2 separate regions of the Mus musculus genome follow, and region 1 is linked to region 2. Evidence: chromatin contacts called from ENCODE Hi-C or POLR2A ChIA-PET data. All regions are on one chromosome and are shown on one strand. The core of a region is the stretch at or near the end of the contact, and the rest is flanking DNA. Distances in the headings are between cores, read along the strand shown.

The links. A loop is a pair of places that touch in the nucleus more often than their neighbours do. ChIA-PET counts read pairs that join two places held with the same protein, here RNA polymerase II (POLR2A).
Region 1: a map of T-helper 17 cell shows a loop between it and region 2 (2.1-fold over the local background). The contact joins two enhancer-like sites. A Hi-C loop is called at or near these places in 7 of 37 maps with a recorded cell type or tissue (Patski, T-helper 1 cell, T-helper 17 cell and 3 more). POLR2A ChIA-PET finds 5 or more read pairs at or near these places in 1 of 5 experiments (Patski).

What each region holds. Positions count from the first base shown.
Region 1 is chr5:139,408,428-139,414,514 of GRCm38, forward strand. The region is part of intron 2 of 3110082I17Rik (RIKEN cDNA 3110082I17 gene); the gene reads right to left. It overlaps C130050O18Rik (RIKEN cDNA C130050O18 gene), which reads left to right. Exons shown (of 3, transcript NM_001384195.1): 3 at 5,846-6,087. Among named protein-coding and RNA genes, the nearest start is that of C130050O18Rik, 6.2 kb to the left of the region's middle. Within about 2 kb of position 1,769, at least 1 of the 3 ENCODE cell types and tissues checked has a DNase peak (open chromatin) inside an H3K27ac peak, as active enhancers do.
Region 2 is chr5:139,361,443-139,367,477 of GRCm38, forward strand. 3110082I17Rik (RIKEN cDNA 3110082I17 gene) reads right to left here. Exons shown (of 5, transcript NM_028469.3): 3 at 2,531-2,721. Among named protein-coding and RNA genes, the nearest start is that of Mir339, 5.3 kb to the right of the region's middle. Within about 2 kb of position 3,309, at least 1 of the 3 ENCODE cell types and tissues checked has a DNase peak (open chromatin) inside an H3K27ac peak, as active enhancers do.

The DNA of each region.
Region 1 (6,087 bases), core at 519-3,018, 45 kb after region 2:
ATTCGGAAACCTCCAAGGACTGGGTCTCACCCTCTCTGGGGTCATCCCTCCACTCTCAGCTCCGGTGCTCATGGAGGACGCTGGGAACACTCAGGCCTTATTAAACAATCACAGAGCCCTCCCCCCCCCCCCACACACACACATGCTGCCAGGGAAGGAAGTGTGCTAGGTCTCCCGGAACGAAGGCTGAGGGGGATGCTAGGAGGCCCAGGGCCTTGGTCTGACGCCACAGGAGGTTCTACTTCTGCTTCTTACCCATGGGCCCAGAGAGCAACCACTCTGCAGGAAGCAGGAAGCCTGTGTGAGGCCAGGCAGTCTGCCCAGCTAGGCCACTGGTCACTGGACTAGAGTGCTAGTCTGGCCCATCGCACACGGGGACCGGAAGAATGTGGAGCTCCTAGAGGCCAGTGTCTGTGTGTACATGTGCACATGTATACACAGCTTATGTTGGTGTGTGCACGTTTGTAAAGATGTGTCTAGTGTGAATCTATGTGTACATACATGTGAATGTATGTTTGCCTGTTCATGTGCCTGGTGTGCACATATGTTCATGTCAGGGTGTACCTGGTACATGCATGTTTTTGTTTCTGTGTATCAAGATGCATATCTACCTATGTATGTGCACATGTACACTTGTGTGTTGGTATGTGCCTGGTTATACACACATGTGCATGCATGTCAGCATGTTCATGTGTCTGGTATGTACACACGTGCATACACATCTACAGGACACAAAAGGCATATGCACCATATCTGGAAGTTTCGAGAAAAACAAACAAGAGACTGCTTTTATCCTTATCTTAATGAAGGTAATTTTTCTGTTTCTAAAAACACAGAAACAGCCTTGGGACCAAAAGGACAAACAAGGACAGTCAGGCTATCCCTGCTGCTCATTGTGACAGTCCATGAGTCGTGCGCTGCCTTTCCAGATCCCTGGGCTGGGGGTGGGGGGGTCAGAGGCTGGTGGTCCCTTGCTGGCCCTGCACACTACTGTGGTGTCAGTTCAAGCTCCCCTTCAAGGTTACAGCTCTGTGTAGGGTTGGACAGGGGCTGGAGCAGGGCACCAGGCCACGTGTGTGAAACAGACAGGGTGACTCACAGTGGCGCTGCCCCAGGCTACAGGACAGGAGACTGCAATGGAAACATTTACAGAGCGGAGGCCAGAGGCGCTAGAATGGCTGAGTCCTGCCAAAAGGAGCAGACAGCTGAGGGATGGAGCAGGGTGGGGCCCGCCGGGTGGAAAACAGCGGGTCAGACACAGGAACCATCTCTCAGGGCAGCTCTGATCTTCCGGGTACTAGCTTTGGACTTCGTTCCTCAATCCGCTGTCCACCTCTGATCCCTTGTACGACATATTCGCAGGCCTCCTCTCCCTGGGCTGGCAGTCTGTGGGGCACCACAGTAAACCTGTGAAGGTAGTGGGGAGCCAGGAAGTCCTCCTAGGATGCCAAGGCCACTTTGCCTACTGTACTACACACATGTAAGGCCACCCGTGCCACCTGTGGATCACACAAAAGAATCTCACACATTCATGTCATTTCTGTGTTGTTTGAAAACAATGTATGAGCCTTGCTGGAAAGATCTGTAACAATAAGTGTGACTTGAAAGGAGCTGTCTGTAAGAGCATTGTGCCCATGTGGAAAGGGCTTGGTAAGCTCTCTCCTGGTTTTTAGAAAAGCTATGGGCTTTGTGAACTGTCTTCTCCCCACCTAAGCAGTGTTGGGTGAGGGGTCCACTTCCAGGAACCATTCTGAAGGGCTATTTACAGAGTGGTGGCCAAGAGCCACTGCAGGAACACAGCATTCTCAGACACTAGCCTTGGGGAGCTCCCAAGGGACACAGAGCTGACCTTGGCGGCCCTTCTGCAGGGTCGAGAGGCCACAGGTTCTCAGCCTGTAATGCATCCATGGACTTCTGGCTCTCTTCTGTGGTGCTCTAGGTTTTTTAAGAAGTCGGACTGGGTTGTGGTCGGAGAGTAAGATGGTCCAGCCACCCTGGAAAACTGGTGACCTCAGGTGACCCTGGAACTAGCTATGCCACTCTCAGATATGTGCCCCCCCCCCCAAAAAAAATGAAAGAGAGCGGAAATCAGCTGTGTGAGAGCTGCTGTCTAACACTGTGTGCACCTCTTAGTGACAGGAAGAAGTCCTAGTGGGGCAGGCAGGGACGACAAGGACACACAGTGGCAGGGAGGCAGACACCTCCTGTGTATAAGAACGCAAGACCTAAGGCTTCCACAGAGACCATGTGCTACTCTGGATGTGTCCAAGTTGCAAAAGATAAAGCAGATAAATGGCTGTTGAGGCTGGGTGTCAAGTTCGGTAAGTGAGGGAGCTGTGTTGAGTGAGGGCTGTGACCAGAGTCAAGGTGGTGCCTGTCAAGAAGAGTATGTATCCTTTCTACAGAGTCTTTCAAACAGACTTGGGGAAGAGCTTCGAGTTCTCAGGCTGACCCTGGGCTCAGGTCTCCGTGGTACTAACTCCCAGGCTGAGCCAGGCAAACCAACTCAGGCTGTCCTAGTGCGCATATGAACTGAGATGCAAGTGCTGGCAGACAGACATACTCCAGAGGACTAGTGCGTGCGTTACCCAGTGGGAGAACACTGGGACCCGAGCTCAGGCTGGCTTCCCTCTGCAGCCCTGCTGCCTCTCTCCCCATCTCTCCATCCCGCCTGAGGTGGACTACAGAGGAAGAGGACTTGAGGAACTGTTCAGGCTACAGAGAACCCAGGACACAGGGTGCCAGGAGAAGGCTGGGCACTGAAGAGCAGATTGCGGAAGGTTTGGCAGTAGAGGGCTTCAGTGGTTTTGTCAGATCCAACATATTGGTAGGTGCTTGCTAGGACTGAAAGCACGTGACCTTGGGCTCCCAAGAATGGCTGGACCCTCCGAACCTCAACAAAGACAGGATGGCAGATGGTAGTAGGGCAGTAAGGTGTGCCAGGGTGTGCTGTGCACAGAAAGCTCTTGGCTGCTCCTTCCCTAGCTGGCCTCTTTAGGACAGAGCTCCGAGGATCAGGAGGAAGACAAGCTCATCTAGTCTGCATGGGTTTCCACCCGCTCTGAAGGACAAAAGCACGGGTGGCACTCTGGTGAAATCCTCAACTTGGGCAGGCTGGGTACAGGGAGCAGAGCCCCAAGTGTGGCTGTGCAGCACCAGTGTCCGCCCCTCAGGAGACAATTACTTGCTCTCACATTCCCGGCAGGGAAGGGGCACTGGTACCCAGTACATAGAATACTGAGATCTGAGAACTGAGATGATGAAGGCCCTGTGCAGGCCCAGATGGTGCCAGAAGATGCCCTGGCTAGAGCACTTGGGACCTAAGCAAGGCCCCTCCAGCCTGAGTGGCAGCCTGCAGCCTTTTTCCCTATGGACAGAATCACACAGCCTGTGGTGAGGAGCACCATCCTAGTCCACCGCCCGGAAACTGGAGGCAGAGCTGACGGCTGCAAGCCAGAAGGGCCCTTGGTGATCAATGTCCACAGACACAGTGCCCAGCGGCACACCACGCACGAGGCATGGAGCGGCTGCAGAGGTAGAGCAGCAGCTCTGCTCCCTGACCGTGGTCAGAGATCACAAGATGACTTCCCATTCCACCTGACAAGACAGACTTGAAATTGCACCCCCCCCCCCCGGGCTGGCCATGACTCTTCATTTCCACACCGTTGGCTTCTTAAGCACTGGCAGCTGGAAGCCATCACAGCCACTGCTGTGTCTTTTCAGACTGAAAGAGACAGATACCATGAGAAGCGCTCCTGCAGGCCCACGGGGAGTAGCAAGGGCTGGCTGCTGGTGGTAGCGGTGGCACGGTAAACAACTGAGCACACCTCCGACTCATCAGTCAACCTTCCTGCTACTTGGGACACTCAGAGAGAACTGTCCTCTGGGTCTGAAGATGACAGGGTGGACAGGATGGCAAGGTACAGTGCATGACCAGATGACTGTGGCAGGTCCTTAAAGCCTAGAACCCAAGAGGCCTGTGAACAGACAGGGGCTAGCCTGGACTCCTGAATCTAGAGTAGTGCGCATTGTGAAATGCTAAAAATTAGTTTAAAAAAATTTTTATAGGGATTGGAGAGATGGCTCGGTGGCTTAGGAGCACTGGCCACTCTTCCAGAGGATCTTGGTTCAATTCCCAGCACCCACTTGGTGGCTCACAACCGTTTGTAACTTAAGTCCCTGTGTATCCGACACCCTCTTCTGACATCAGTGGGCACCAACCACACATGTAGTATACAGGCATCCATGCAGGTAAAACAAGCAGGCGCATAAGATAAAAGTGACAATAATTCAAAAATTACATGATAAAAAATTATAAAAGCAAAGAACTTTATTTAATATCAAAGAAAGGATTAGGAGTGCTCAGTTGCTTTTACAGAGGACCAGAATAAGCCCAGTTCCAGGGAACAACGCCCCTAGTCCCCTCTGCCTTCGCAGGCACATGCACGCACAGCCACCCACACATGGGCACAGTGTAAAACATTCCCAGCTCCGTGCACTCCTGCCCACCAGTCATGCTGGGAGGAGACCCCTGGCCCTTGTCCACTCTCCTCTATGCACAGAGCTCTTCCCTGCCCATCCCCCCCCCCCTCCTGTCTCATCTCTCTGGTCGGGAACCTGTCTACAGGTGAAGCAGGATCTCCCTCCATGGTTTCTATATGCAACAGCTGTTGTAGCCTTTGGCTTTTGTTACTGTAGAGAAATACAGATTCTTCATACAGCCATGGTGGGAGGCATGGCAGCGAGCAGCACAAACATGAGAAGAGGCAGAGGCAGAGGGAGAGGGAGGCTCTATAACCTCAAGGTGAGCCCTCAGTGACACACTTCCACCAGCAAGGCCATAACTCCTAAACCTCTCCAAACAGCATCACCAGCTAGGAAGCCAGTATTCAGATGTCTGACTCCGTGGGGGACACCTCATTTAAACTACCACATGCACACGCAGAGCCTCAGTTTGAGCACAGAGCAGGTACAACATGCAGGTATGCACCAGCCAGTCCAGGCCAACACATGCATGCATGTGCACACACACAAACACACACACCACCCAGACATGTGGACTCTCTTCAGAGCAAACAAAAAGCTGGCTTTGGAGCGAGATCAGCCTTCAGGAACCCCATTAAAATTATGGCTCCACTTTTATCGCCCTCAATTTCCTTTGAATAAACAGCAACACTATTTCCTGGTCTCCACTACTATTTAGTTAAATTTTAAAGGGAGGAAGGGGCCATTTGTATGGAAACAAGATTATTTCATTTACCAAAGATGGCCTGGCGGAGTACTGGGGCTGTCAGTATCCTTATTTAAAGCCCTGCCCAGGAATTTACAGCTATTATGTCATTTCTAGCCAATAGGGCAGGAGGTCTAGCTACCCCAGGGAGCTCCCACAACATCCCAGCCTCCAAATACGCCACCCCGGTTTCTAGAGCAAGGTCCCTACAAAGGTCAAAACTGGAGTCTTCTAGAATGTCCCAGAATCTCAAATGCAAAGGCCTGCCTGTCCCCAGCAATGGTAGCAAGTGCTGGGGCCCCTACAACCCTGTTCCTGGGAAACTGGTAGCTGAGCCTTCATGGGAGCCATGCTCACAGGCCACTGTTAGCTGCCGAGCTGCAGTGCGGCCCTTAGGGGTCAACAGTGAGGATTCCTGGGCTTTCTCTCGCCTCACCCTGCACCCTTTAGCCCCAGCCCTGTTGGAGACGCCTGAACCTGAGATTGTGTCCTGACATCCTCCTCCATTCACAGAGGCTGGCACTAGGCATCCTTGGGAAACCCTGTCCCTTATATAGCACAGGTGCCCCTCCCTGGACCAGTCACGTGACCACACAGCTTTTGCTTCTGTTGCAGGACTGAGAGCTCTCCTGAAGATGGACCGTCACAACATGTCCTGGGTCTGCTACCCGAGCCATGTGTCCCCGGCTGTGGAGGAAGTCATTGCAGCACAGAGCATCATTTCTAGGTGCACGCAGGTGTACATAGCAGTGTGCGTCCCACTGAGCCTAGTGATGGGGCTCTTCAGTCTGAGCGTGTTCATCTTAGACCGTACTAGGCTGGGGGTGCTGGACAGGCTCCTTGCAGGCCTCACAGCC
Region 2 (6,035 bases), core at 2,059-4,558:
GGCCACACTGCCTGAGAGCATGTGCTGGCCGAGTCTGGCTTCAGGGGATGTGCCCTCAGCGCAGCCACTGAGAGTCCTCAGTCCATCTGCAGTGCCTGCATTGGTAACATTAGGGATCCAGGGTCATCTTCCAACTCTACAACTCTTCCATTTTACAACATTAAAGGCAGCATTTTACACGTTTTGAATTCGTTCATTCTTTTTTTGTGACAAGTCTTATTTAGCCAAGCTGGCCTCAAATTCACTATGTAGCTAGGCCGATCCCCCAGCGTTAGCCTCATAAGTGCTGGGACTAAAGGCGTGCGCCTGTCACCCCACCTCCCCACCCCCTGGCTGAGGCAGTGTCTCTTAATCAAACCCAGACCTTGCCAATATGGCTGGTCTCCTTAGTCAGTTTGGACTGGGGACTCCCTAACTCTGCTTTCTGAAGATGGAATTGCAGGCAGGACCCCACTCTTCCACGAATTCTGGGGATCCACACTCTGACCCCTCAGCTTCTGTGCCCAGTCTTGGCTCATTAATTCTTCACTGATGTTTCTGCCGAGGCCAGTGAAGGTCTGGAGTATGCCATCATTAGTTGGAATTTCCTTGCAGGCCACTGAATGAGTGGGCACGGCGCACACACACACACACACACACACACACACACACACACACACACCTGCCCACCCACCAGGTCTCTGCACCAGGAGGGAAGGACTGAGACTGGCACCCAGCCTCGCAGCTCAGGTCCTCACTTGGCTCTCACAGCTGCTGCACAAGGCTCACAGGCTGCCCACTGAAGCCACAGTTCTCAGCCCACCTCAGGGTTGAGCTGAACTCTCTACTTAAACCGAGTCCAAGGAGGGTCTCCTGTTGTGTGAGGACCCCAAGGACAGTCAAGGGCTACATTTTCTGTGTCCTGTTTCCAGGTCCCCACACCACACATCCTTCCATTGCCCTCACACATCCCAAGACCCTGAGAGTGATTTCTCCAGGGCAGGAGGATGCAGAGGCAGGACAACAGGCTGGGAAGGTCAGCTAGAGGTTACATATAGACCAGGGCACTCAGGCCATACCCCAAATACCTGAAATGGCAGGGCAGGGCTAGTTCTGAGCCCAGTGGGATTCAGGGTGTGAAGCAAGTGGCCATTTGGCAGATACCCTTAGGTCTCCCCAAGTTCTCAGCCACGCCCGGTAAAGAGTGAGGCTGTGCCATCCCCTCTCTGGATACAATGGTAGAGAATCCAGAAGAACGGAGCCCAAGCACACTCAGGGCTTGGGATGAAGTGCAAGGCTTCAACTGCCACCTGGGCCCGGGCTACAGTCCTGACAGAGACATTACCCAGCCTACAATGAAGGAGTTGCCGCACCGTACTTGATCTGATTCCCAGAAGGTACTGTGCTAAGGCCCACTGGCCTCTGTGGTCTTCCAGAGCACTCTGGGACTGAGGCTTGTTTTGGCTTATGAGCCTGTGGGTGGGAATCTCCACGCCCCTTCCTGAACCTTTACCTGCTTTAAGTGATCCTCATGTGCCACGGGCACCGGACAGCAGGGCCGGGAGGAACACTGGTTCTAACAGAAGGCCACTCTCTAGCTCATCCAGTGGCAAGGAATTCTGCTACGGCCCCAGCTTTGGGGTGAAGGACAGCCCTCTGCCTCTACAGCTCCTGCCAAAGCACCTTTCCACAAGGTTGCATCTGGGTCCCCTTGATCTGCCTAAAAGCTGATCTAACTGGGAGACAGGCTGCTCTCTCCACTGTGGCCTCTGCCTCCTGCATGGAGGGTGCTGAGCCTGAGCACTCTCTAGAGATATGCGTGTTCATATGTACATGCACACAGAATTAAAAATAAGGTTGCCTGCTATGATTGATGGCACACATCTTTAATCCCAGCACTCGGGAGGCAGAGGCAGGCGGATCTCTGAGTTCGAGGCCAGCCTGGTCTACAAAGTGAGTTCCAGGACAGCCAGGGCTACACAGAGAAACCCTGCCTAAAAACATTTTTGTATTCTTCTTCTTCTTCTTCTTTTTTTTTTTTTTTTTTTGCTTTAAATATTTTTAGTTATTCTTAACTGTGCCTGCTGAGGCCAGAAGAGGGCATCAAATTGTGAGCTGCCATGTGGATGCTGGGAATTGAACCCAGATCCTCTGGGAGAACAACCAGTGTTCTTAACCATTGAGCCATCTCTCCAGCTCCAAAAGAAATCTTAAAAACAAAACACCTAGGAAGAGCCCTAGTTGAAGGTTTGTCACAGTCTGCAGTCTCCTGTGGTTTAGGGCTGGGTCATCATGCCACCTAGAATGCCTGTCTTCAGTGCTCAGTCATGAGTGGGGTGCGTCTGGACACACAGTAGCCACAGGACACCTCCACAGGGTAAAGAGAAGAGGGGATGTGCTTGCAGGCAGTTCTGTGGATACAGAGCTGGGCAGGCAGGGGCCTCCCCAGTACCTGGGCTGGACCACTCTTACCCCTGCTACAATGGACCAGCTTCTACCCAGTGCCATGGGCAGTGGCAGGATGTACTGGATTCAGCACAATAGTGCTTACCCTTGGAGGTACTCCAGAGCCAGGGTGGCAGCCGAGGGCTTGGCTGGCAGCGTCTGAACCTTGGCAGTCTGTGTAGCAGCGATGCCCGCCTCCCTCAGCCGTTTCTTCTCTTCCTTCTTCCGTTCCTTCTTCAGTTTCCTTTCCAAGACTCTCCTCTCCTCTGGGGACAACTCAGGGCTGGCCTCCTGCACCTGAAAGACAAGGACAGGCTGTCAAGCTGGGCGTGGGTATGGCTCTAAGACAAAACACTGCTCACCCACTCTTCTATTCACAGCTCAGAGGCTGATCTACCTGACAGGTTTCAAGTGGACGGACCACAGTCCCATTCCTTCATGGTTTCCTGAGCCTTGTGCAGTACCCACAGCAGCCATTAGAGGGCAGCAGCCCCATGGACATCTTGTCTGTTCTTTTCTGGAACAGTTCTTGGCTGTTGGCTCCAGCCAGTCCTGAAGACCCAGGTGGGGGCTGACATGGTCTCCATTGCTAGGGACACCTCTCAGTGAAGACCCTGTAGAGTGGGACCTCGGCTATGGTGGGGCTCTGGCCTTGTGAAGCAGCACTTCTGGAGGCATCTTGCCCAGGAAGCCCACAACCTGCCCTCTCCCTCCCTCTCAGAGGAGCAAAGTGGTGGACAGCACCACGGAGGGAGGCGTTCAGCAGGGCCCAGCACGGTCAGCCCACTTTGTCTTTCCTGGAAAAAGCAGAACCAGTGTTGATTCCGATGTAGCTGGAAACCCGGAAAGGGTGTGGGGACATGGTGAGGAACCCAAGCACGCCACCCGAGCCTTTCCAGGAAGGGCGAGCTCCCCCTGATTCCAGGTTCCTGTTAGTTCCAGCCCCAGGGCAGAGTAACAAGACACAGCAAACAGAAGCGCTCCCTCCTCCCAGGGAAGCCTTACCCACAATTCGGTCACCTGACACCCATGTCTGCTCAGAAAAGAGCAGTTCCTCCCCAGTCCACAGAGGAGCTGGCCAGCGGGGGTTCTAGAGGCTACATTAGGACACCCTTCTCCTCCGCAAGGTAGCCTCCTCCTGAGGCCCAAGGCAAACGCTTGCTTCCCTCCCTCACAGTCACCCTGTATTTCCTCAGCTGGAGAGGTCCCAATTTGAGGAGGCATCCTGGGCAGGGTGCCTGAGGGCCCTCTGGGGACAAGGAAAGGAGTTTGGGGGGTTAACTTAGGCCCAGGGATAGAAGGGGAGTCTGGTTGCCCTGGCTACCAGCTCCGACTAGCTCTGGCCAAGTCCCAGAGGCTGTGTGGCTGAGTGTTTGTATAAACTGCAGCAATGGGAAAAAAAAGCAGACAGCCACCCTACACCACCCCACCCCCACCCCCGGGGCTGGCAGGCCTGCCTCTGACCCCACAACCACATGGGGTGGGGATGCACAGAGCCACCAGGGCCAAGGTCCATCAAAGGAGAAGACAGGCAGTGGAGTAGTGAGATGATGATCTGGGGAGGGGGGTATTAGCCTCCCACTGTCTATAAGACATGACCTCAGCAACCCCAGGCCAGGATCCTGGTCTTAGGGTCTAAAGATGCTGTCTGCAGACACCTGCTGAGAGGCCTATCACACACACTACAAGCTCTGAGGACTGGCTGAAGTCTCCGGGGGCTCTGCAGCCTGTGTGTCCTCCAGGAAGGAGAGCCATGGTTCCTGGATCGAGTTGGTACAAGAGAGACAAGGTGCCACCAAGATCATAATCGTGGAATTCAGTCTCTGTTGAGGCTAGCACAGATACTGCAGGAACCCAACTCTGGGGGGGGGGGGGAGGGAGAGAAGGAGGGAGGGAGGGAGGGAGGGGGGAGAGGGAGGGGGAGGGGGAGGGGGAGGGAAAAAGGGAGGGAGAAAGGGAGGGAGGGGGAGGGAGGGAGAGGGGGGGAGGGAGGGGGAGAGGGAGAGAGAGAGAGAGGGAGGCAGGCTGACTGAGTGCATGAGGCCCTGGTCAGGTCAGTATGCAATCCCAGGTGCTGGGATCTCTCACATGGGGAACTGAGTCCCTGCCCCTGCCCCTGCTGGGAATGAGCCACATGGCAGACTCTGTTATGCAACTTCCCCCATCTTCAGAAACTACAAGAATAGATCCCCACTTCTGCTAAATGGGCTCTGACTTCTCTCTTCAGAGACCCCACCATGCTGTCTCTGGCACTGGGTTTGAACTCTTGGAGGATCCACCAAGCCTTTGCCTGCTTGCTCATGTCAGCAACTCTTTTAATCCAGCAGCGGTTCTCAACCTGTGGGTCACAAACCCCCAACCAATGGGACCGCCCCGCCACCCCCCGCCCGCTAGTCACATTACAGTTCTTGATAGTAGCAAAACTACAGTGAGGAAGTATTAATCAAATTAATTTTCTGGAGGTGGGGTCACCACAACATGTATCAAAGCACTGCAGCATCAGGAAGGCAGGCTGAAAACCACTGCTCTACAGTGACCGATCACAGTGTTCCCCCGAAATGCCTCCCGCCCCAAAACCTAACACTGCCTTTCCACTGGATCTCTGAGGGGGATCATGCTGGCCCTTGTGGAGACTGTAGAGGGAGGTCTCTATCTGTAGCCACTGAAGAAACCACATCCCAGTGCCATCACTCTGTCGTTTGGGATTTGACAGAGAGAGAAAGGACACATCAAAGTTAGGCAATGGGAGCTGGGGCTGGGGCTCAGTTGGTACAGTGTTTGCCTAGCATGCAGACACTGGCTTCTAGCCCCAGCATTGCATAACCCAGGCAACGTGGAACACTTGCCCATCCTAGTACCGCGTATTGGCGGTGGGATTCCAAACACACACCGCCACAGTCAGCTTTCAGGGGGCTCTCATGGGATCTGACCCCGGTCCTCCTGCTTGTCGGGCAAGCGCTGGACTGACAGCCGTCTCTCCACCTCCTGTTTCTTTTTTGTCGTTGTTGTTGTTACTTTTTAAAATATTTACTTATGTGCATAGATGTTCTGCCCACATATATGTACACGCATGTGTGTGCCTGGTACCCTCTGATGTCAGAAGTGGGTGTCAGGTCCCCTGAAACTGGAGTTATTGGAGAACGGGATGGTTTGGTCACATGGGTACTGGTGTTGAGACTGGATCCTCTGGAAGAGGGACAAGTGCTCTAAACTGAGACCCCCATCTTTCCAGCCCCCTGGTTTTCAAAGAGGAACTTGGTACGTGGCCCAGGCTGGCACTTCTCCTGTCTCTGTAGCCTCTGGAGTCCCGGGATTAGAGCTGCCCTCTTTTCCAGCTCTTTTTTAAAAGAGAGGTAGGGTGTGGCACACACATGCTGGGTGGAGATGGCTCGGTGGGTTAGAGCACTTGTTGCTCTTACAGAGGACCTGGGTTTGGTTCTCAGCACCCACATGGTAGCTCTCAATCATTTGTAATTGTAGCTCCAGAGGGCCCAAAGTCCTCTTCTGAACTCTGGGTACATATGTAATGCTCATTCAGGCATGCATATAAAACATGCACACTGGCCTGAGCGAATGCTGCACCCACGGAGGGTCCTTGTATGGATGGTGGG